2 separate regions of the Mus musculus genome follow, and region 1 is linked to region 2. The links are chromatin loops, found by intact Hi-C in ENCODE. Cell type or tissue: left cerebral cortex. All regions are shown on one strand. Region 1 has its middle 33 kb from the start of Gm33781. Region 2 holds the start of Nfyb (nuclear transcription factor-Y beta).

The links. Hi-C counts contacts between places; a loop is a spot of excess contacts. Peaks named below come from ENCODE experiments on the same cell type or tissue, not always from the same donor. Only the 100,000 strongest peaks of a DNase experiment are listed, where the experiment ranks them.
Region 1: it touches region 2 in a loop (3-fold over the local background); 1 of 42 quality-filtered maps calls a loop at or near these places.

The regions. Positions count from the first base shown.
Region 1 is chr10:82,899,576-82,903,575 of GRCm38, forward strand. No RefSeq gene overlaps it. Among named protein-coding and RNA genes, the nearest start is that of Gm33781, 33 kb to the right of the region's middle. In left cerebral cortex, a CTCF peak has its summit at 2,086 (motif pointing left); DNase peaks (open chromatin) are centred at 1,268 and 2,082.
Region 2 is chr10:82,763,306-82,767,305 of GRCm38, forward strand. It overlaps Nfyb (nuclear transcription factor-Y beta), which reads right to left and starts at 836. Exons shown (of 8, transcript NM_010914.2): 1 at 699-836. It also overlaps a transcript of Hcfc2 not described here. In left cerebral cortex, a CTCF peak has its summit at 2,472 (motif pointing right); a DNase peak (open chromatin) is centred at 778; H3K4me3 peaks cover 1,346 bases; H3K27ac peaks cover 883 bases.

The sequences.
Region 1 (4,000 bases), 140 kb after region 2:
TGGGCTGAGGGTCACACTTCCGCCTCACCCCAATCCCTGCCCTGGGTGTCTTAGTTTGGGTTTCATTGCTGTGAAGAGACACCATGACCAATTCAATTCTTATAAAGGAAAACATTGAATTGGGGCTGGCTTCTGGTTTCAGAAGTTCAATCCCTTATCATGGGGAGCATGGCAGTGTTCTGGCAAGCATGGTGCTGGAGGAGCTCAGGGTTCTGCATCTTGATCCAAAGGCAGCAGAAGGAGACTGACTGGTTGTAGCTTGCACATACATAGGAAATCTCAAAACCTGCCCGCACAGTGACACACTTCCGCCAAACAAGGCCACGCCCACTTCAGCAAGGCCACACCTCCGAATAGTGCCACTCCCCATGAGCCTATTGGGGGTCATTTTCATTCAAACCACCACACTGGGGAATTGCTGGTTAGTGTTTCTTGTCAAGTGGACACAAACTAGAGTCACGTGGGGAGCGAGAGGACCACTGAGGAACTGCCCTGTTCAGACTGGTCTGTGGGTTTGTCAGTGGGGCAGTGCCCAGACAAATGATTGATGTCGGATGGCCCGGCCCACTGTGGGAGGTGCCATCCCTGGGCTGGCAGCTCTTGTGTAAGGAAGTCAGTAAACAGCGTTCCTTATGGCGCAGGTTCTCAACCTTCCTAAGGCTGCAACCCTGTAACATAGTTAGTTCCTCATGTTATGGTGACCTCCAACCACAGAGAGCCATCGCTCTACAGTCTCTGCTTCAGTTCCTGTCTGTAGGTCCCTGTGCTGACGTCACTCGGTAACCGATTGTTACCTGCGAGTGTAAGTTGAAGTAAGCCTTTCCTCCCCGTTAGTTTTAGTCAGCATTTTATCACAGCAACAAAAGAGCAAACTAGGGCAGTAAGTGACAGGCAGCCAGCTAGCTTTGGGCACATTGTGTTTCCACCTCATTCCTGACCTAGACCACCTGGGGCTGAACCCCAGCTCTGCCTCCCGGTGGACAGCCACTGATGGAGACTCTGCTTAGTGTCACTGTTCCCTCAGGTCCCTCATCTGTAAAATGTGAGCTCATACTTTGCAAGCTGGCAGACAGATCCACCTTTTGTTCAGTAATGAGCCGGAAGCTGAAAGACTGAAGTGTTGTACCAGGGCCCCACTCTTACCCTCTCCACCCGGCTTTTCAAAGGTGCTTGAATTCGCCAATGCTCCCTGCCAACCAACTCTCATGGAGGAATTTTACACTTTCTTGGGACTGAGAAAGCACGCTGTGACATACCGTAGATTGTAATGCTCCCTCCCCTTGTTTCCATGGCAACTGCCCCTTTCCGACTTTCCCTGCATCTCTTGCTGATTTATATTGCCTGTATCAATTCTTCCAACATCCCTTCAGACTATTCTGATCAAATTGCATAACAACCCAATACGTGTTACTGTGTGCCTACTCCTTTGATCTTCAGAGGGTCCGGTAGGAGTGGGGGCTCAGCAGGGTCTGCCAGTGAGGAGAGAAAGTGGGTATCAGGGGGTTCTCAGTCACCCATGAGCATTGTTTTGTTTTTTGTTTTTCGAGACAGGGTTTCTCTGTGTAGTCCTGGCTGTCCTGGAACTCACTTTGTAGACCAGGCTGGCCTCAAAATCAGAAATCTGCCTGCCTTCGCCTCCCGAGTGCTGGGATTAAAGGTGTGCGCCACTACGCCAGGCTATCCATGAGCATTGTTAATGTTGCTAAGATAGCGGCAGCTGGGTCATCCCAACCACTAAGTACCACGAACAAAAGCCCAGCATTTGCCAAAATGCTTATTTAAAAAAAAAATGCTTCTGAAGGTGAAGGCACAAACCTGAGTAAAGAAGCACAATGACCCGCTCTTTCACTGCCTACACCGAAGGCTCTCAGCCTGGAGCCAGTTGGATCTGGTTCCCAGACAGCTGAAGATAGGGTGCTGAAAGATGGCAGTTCAGAAATACAAACGTGCTGGAGAGTGAAGACTTCCGAGTAGGCCTGAGGGGCTATGGAGAGAAGCACTGCGCAAGAGAACCTGGAGGCGCTCCATCACACGCTGGAGCTCCACAGGCACAGGGGACCCCTGCGCCTGAGATGGTCTGCCCCCTGCTGTCTGCCCTAGGAACAGCAGGCTAGCTCCTACCAGACTACCAGCGAGTTTTATAAGGACAGACATTTGAATGAACAGGGACCCAGAGCCACTAATCCATGGTCAGATGACTTGCTAGAACTGAGCCCTCATCTTGTCACCCCCAGACATCTCTCAAAGGTCCCACCAAGGTATGGGCAAGATGGCTCAGCTGGTAACTGCACCCACCGCCAAGCCTGCTGACCGCGGGAGGGAAGTAAAGATCTAACACCTTGAAGCCATTCTCTGAACTCCTTCACACACTTACCTCCCTCTGCACAAACACACAATAACTAATTAATTATTAAAAATGCCAATGTCGGGCTGGTAAGATGGCTCAGCGGGTAAGAGCACCCGACTTCTCTTCTGAAGGTCCTGAGTTCAAGTCCCAGCAACCACATGGTGGCTCACAACCATCCTTAAGGAGATCTGACTGGTGTGTCTGAAGACAGCTACAGTGTACTTACATATAATAAATAAATATTTTTTTAAAAAAAACCCTCACCCAATGTTTTTTAAAAAAATGCCAATGTCCCACAATTCCACTTTGTTTCTTTTTTCTTTTTTATTATTTTTAAATTAATCTTTGCATTTGTTTGCATTTCAAATGATATCCCACTTCCCCATTACCCCTCCTCAACCCCCCCTCCCACATCTGCCCTTTCCTCCCTCCCCTTTGTCTCTATGAGGGTGCTCCCCCACCTGCCCACCCATCCACTCCTGCCCCACCACTCCAGCCTCCCCCTACGCTGGGGCACCAAGCCTCCACAGGACCAAGGGCCTCTCCTCCAACTGATGCCAGATAAGGCCATCCTCTGCTACATATGTATCTGGAGCCATGGATCCCTCTCTACACTCCTTGGTTGGTGGTCTAGTCCCTGGGAGCACTGGGTGGTCTGGCCAGTTAATGTTGTTTTTCCTGTGGGGTCGCAAAATCCCCCTGTGTTCCCGCTTTGTTACTTTTACCCCACTAACATATACATGTATGTGTACACATAAACACATATTTATATAGTGATATATGTGTGCACACACACACACACACACACACACCCCGCATGCAAGTAGTTCTTTGTGAATTCTGGTCCACACAAGCCATGGTGCATGTGTGCTATAGCACACATGTGAAGGTCAGAGGACAACTTTGGGTTCTACCTTGTTTGACAGCAGGGTTTCCTGTGATCTGCCATTGTGAACACCAAGATAACTGGCCCTTGAGCTTCCCGATACTCTCCTGCCTCAGCCACACATCTTGCCATAGGCGTTCTGGAATTACAGGTATGTACTGCTATGCATGCTTAGCTTTGAAGTGGGCTCTAAGAACACATATCTTCATGCTTGCATGATAAGCCTTTCACTACTGAGCCATTTCCCCAGCTTGGGGACGAAATTCTATCTGCGCTTCAGAGGTAGCCGTGTCCACCTGTGACAGTACATCCAGAGATGGCCGCTCCATGGTCGCGGCTTCTGGATCCACACAGATGCATGGATAACGTCGTGCATGCGCCATTCCAGCTTTTGCTCTCTTGAAGGAGCTCCTTTAGTACTTTCTAAACAGTTGGTCGGTTGTTGACTGTTTTCCAGAGTCTGTTGGGCCAGCCGTGAAAGGCTCCATTACATAGGGGGCTTCTGGAACTTTCCGTCTCCCCACCTCTGAGTGGAAAGCAATTCTGACCTGGCAGTTATTTTTGGCAAACACCAGCTGCCCTCAGAAGAAGCCCTCAGTGCAGAATGAGGCCAGTTGCTGGAGTCTGTGGGTGAAGCTATAAACTGCGGACCCCAGGCAGCTCCGGCAAGGTCTGTTTCCTTCTCTCTTCCTTCCCACTTCCTCTCTTCCAAGCTTCCACTAACAGCCAGGGGTTGTGTGCTTCCCTGGGTCTGTGGGGACTGTGGG
Region 2 (4,000 bases):
CCTAACCTTGTCTACATCAAACAGCCCTCTTCTAGACTTTAGGCATGAAAGGATCTGCGGGTGCTCCGTAAATTCTTTGTTCTCGCAGACCCTCCCGCCCCCCCAGCACGGGTGACTGAAACCTCCGTGCAACCTCCAAGGCTCCCTTCCCACCTTCGGGGCAAGTCCGGGGCGAGCCAGGCGCCAGATGGCTGCATGCTGTAGGCGCGGAGCGGGCCGGGGGCCCGCCAGGCCGCTCGTTCCTCGCAGGGACCCGCCGCCTCGGCTCGCAGGTGCCCGGGCGGCCCCGCGGAGCGCATCCCCCCGCCGCCCGTGCCCAACGCCCGCCGCCGGCGGGATGCGGGAGACAAAGCGGCCGCTCCGGGGCGCAGCGTTCCCCGCCCGCCGGCTCCCCGGACAAAATGGAGCCGGCCCGGGGCTGCCGCCGCGAGAGCCCCGCAGCCGCCCGGCCCAGCCCGACCGCGGCTCGCGGCCCCGCGCACAAAGCGCCCGCCGCCCCGCGCCCGGCCCGGCCCGGCCCGGCCCGAAGCACAGCGGCCTCGCCCGGAGGCCCGGCCCGCCCGAAGACTGCGGACTGCGAGTGCCCCCGACCGCCGCGGCGTTGGCGGCGGGGACGGCGCCGGGAGGAGACGGACATTTCATTCGAGCTAAAGTGGAGTCGGTTTAGGAGCGATCATTGGCCGAAGCGAGACACAAACCTCCAATGCAGCCCTGGTTGGCTCCCGTCTCCAATCGGCTGTTTGGTTGGACAGAAAATGGCTGCGAAGGAACCAGTCCCAGCGCGGAGCTCCACTTCCAGGACTCGGCCTCCCCTCCCTCCGCCGCGGGCCGCTTCCCTCTACGTGACACCCTCCCTCCGCGACGCCCGCGCCCGAGGCCACGCCCCGGTCCGCCCCCGGCCCCGCCCCGGAGCCTCTGAGCAAGGCGCGCGGTCCGTAAAAGCGCGCGGGCGGGCTCTGGATGTTCGCTCTTCAGGGCGTCCGAGAGGCCGGCGTTCTCATCCAGAGCTCCACGCGGAAAGGCTTGCTCTGGCTTCTTTCTCCTTCCAGCTCCTCCTTCCCCACTAACCAGCGTCTCGCCCGCCTGAGTTCAGCCCCGGAGGGGATCTACACCTGAGCTACTTTCCAGAATGCTTTAGGCACCTAATGTTTTCTAGGTATCCCTCCAAGCCACCTCAGGCACACAGCGTTCCCTCTCAAGTCACAGTGAACAAAGATGTTAGTTTTTCATTTTAGCACACCATCCCCTTCCTCCAAGTTTAACAGGTAGGCTGTCCCAGCCGACTTCCACCCTGTACCCTGGTGCTGTGTTCTGGTGTTAGGTCTGCCCTACCAAGTTGGCTTACTACCTAAAGTGCTCATTTCCCAACCAGATAACACTGGGCTGCAAAAACTCATGGCCTCTGTGCATTTAAGGCCTTCCCTGTCGGCCTCACTGAAATCTGGATCAAATGTCCCTTGGCTACCATTCTCCCTTGTGGTGGTGATCCAAAATGTCCTGCATGGCCAGCCACTGCAAAGTACTGCAGGATACCTGCACCCAGATAGATGGAAAATTATTGTCCTAGGACTTAACAAGGATAAGTAAGCAAGACTGAAAGTTCTAGGTCAGCCAGAGATACATTAAGACCCTGTCTTTAGAAATAATAGTATGGCTGGGTCAGGCAGGTGCACGCCTTTAATTCCAAGACAAGGGAGGCAAATCTCAAGGCCAGCCTGGTCTACAGAGTGAGTTCCAGTACACCAAGGCTACACAGAGAAACCCTGTCTGAAGAAACAGAAACTGTAGTAGTAATAATTATAGAAGGCCCTGGTGTTGTGGCTTATGCCTTTTAAACCCATGACTGGGGAGACACAAACAGGAAGATTGGAAATTCCAGACCATCTTGGGCTCCCTAGTGTGTGTGTTCACGTCCAGCCTGGGCTACATAATCGGACTGTATCTCAAAAAAAGAAAAAAAGGTGTTTGGGTGTATATTCCATATAAGTATGTGCATAAAGTATACAGAAAGATTGAAATATGTTATTTATTGATATCCCGCTGTGTCTAGAATAAATAAATATTTCTCAGGTAAATAAGGAAGCAAGAACAAATGAGTCTTTCTCGGTTATTTCAAGAGGAGTTAGGAGCACCACCACCTGAATCTACCAAATTCTAGGACACCCTCCTCTTCCTCTCCCTTCTTCTCTTGTTTTGGTTTTGTTTGTTTGTTTGTTTGTTTGTTTGTTCCAAGGCAGGATGTCTCTGTGTAGCCCTGGCTGTCCTGGATTTCACTCTGTAGACCAGGCTAGCCTCAAACTCACAGTTCTGCCTACCTCTGCCTCCCCAATGCTGGGACTAAAGGAGTGAACCACCACCACCTGTGGGCCCAGGACCCCTTCTTACTAGCCAGATTTACCACTCTGTTATTTCCTTTTAAAAAAAATTAAAGATTTATCTATTTTATGTATATGAGTGCACTGTCACTGTCTCCAGACACACCAGAAGAGGGCATCAGATCCCATTACAGATGGTCATAAGCCACCATGTGGTTGCTGGAAATTGAACTCAGGACCTCTGGAAGAGCATTCAGTGCTTTTAACCGCTGAGCCATCTCTCCAGTTTCTTTATAACAGAAATAATATTAACTACTATGGCTCATTGCAATTTATACATATAAAGACCTAAAAAGGTTAATATTCTAAAATTTTTGTTTGGTCAGTTTGTTTGGTTTTTTTTGAACTGTTTCACTATATAGTCCAAGTTGGGCTTAAACTCAAGATCTATCCCTGCCCCTGACCTTCCCCCTTACCCTGACCCTCCCCCTGACCCTGACCTTGACCGTGCCTTCTGAGGAACTGAGCATACGCCACTAGTATTTGTATTAGTTGGGTTCTTTTGAGGAACAAAACTCAAAAGATAGATGGATAAACAGACAGACAGACAAGTACCATATATATTTATGGGATTTATGAGAGTAGCTTATAGGCTAGTCCAACATTGGTTAAAAACAAGAATCCAGTAGTTGTCCAGTCCATGAGGCTGGATGCCTCTGCTGGTCTTCAGTAGATGCTGGAGTCTCAAACCAGTGAGGGGATGGACTTGCCAGTGGTAGCAAGGCAAGCCCTTCCTTCTTCCATGTCTTTTATATAGGCTATCAGGAAATATGGTTCAGATGTAAAGTGTATTGTCCCACCTCAAAAGATCAAGAAAAGTCCCTCAAAGGTATAACCAGATGCTTGGGTTTCAGTTAAATCCAGATGTAGTCAAGGTGACAACCAAGAATAGCCATCACTGTGTATTAGTCAGGGTTCTCTAGAGTTGCAGAACTTAGTTTCTTTATATTAAGGGAAATTATTGTGATGACTTATAGCCTATGGTCCAACTAACCCAACGACGGACAGCTGTGGATGGGATGGCCAAGAATCTAGCAGTTGCTCAGTCCCACAAGGCTGGTTGTTTCAGCTGGTCTGCAATAGAAGCTGGAAGTGGGTCCTAAAGAAGTAGGTTCCGACAGATGTGCTGGCCAGTAAGTGCAAGCAGGTAAAGAAGAGTGAGTCTTACTTCTTCCAAAAGTGTTCTGATATAGGCCTCCAGCAGGAGGTGTGGCCCAGGTTAAGTGTATACTACCACACCTGGATCTGGAACTTGCTTTGTCTCAGGCTGACCTTGAACTCAAAGATCTCCTTGCCTTAGTCTCCCGATTAAAGGCGTATACTACCTTGCCTGGGCCAAAGCTTTTCACGGTCACTATGTCTCAAGGTCCCTATGCCAAGATCCATGTCAGAAGCTTGTGGTGTCTTCCAGCCTCAAGATCTGGATCACAGGTGACCCCTCCAATTCTGGATTGTAGTTCATTCCAGATATAGTCAAGCTGACAACCAGGAACACCCACTACGCAGTGTCTATTCTATCATAGCATGTTCTCCATTTCTAAACCCAAGTCTACCCTAGTCCCTCTTCTTAGTCCCTTCTTTGTGATGAAGACCAGGAAGATATGACTTCTGCTTCTCTCTCTTGT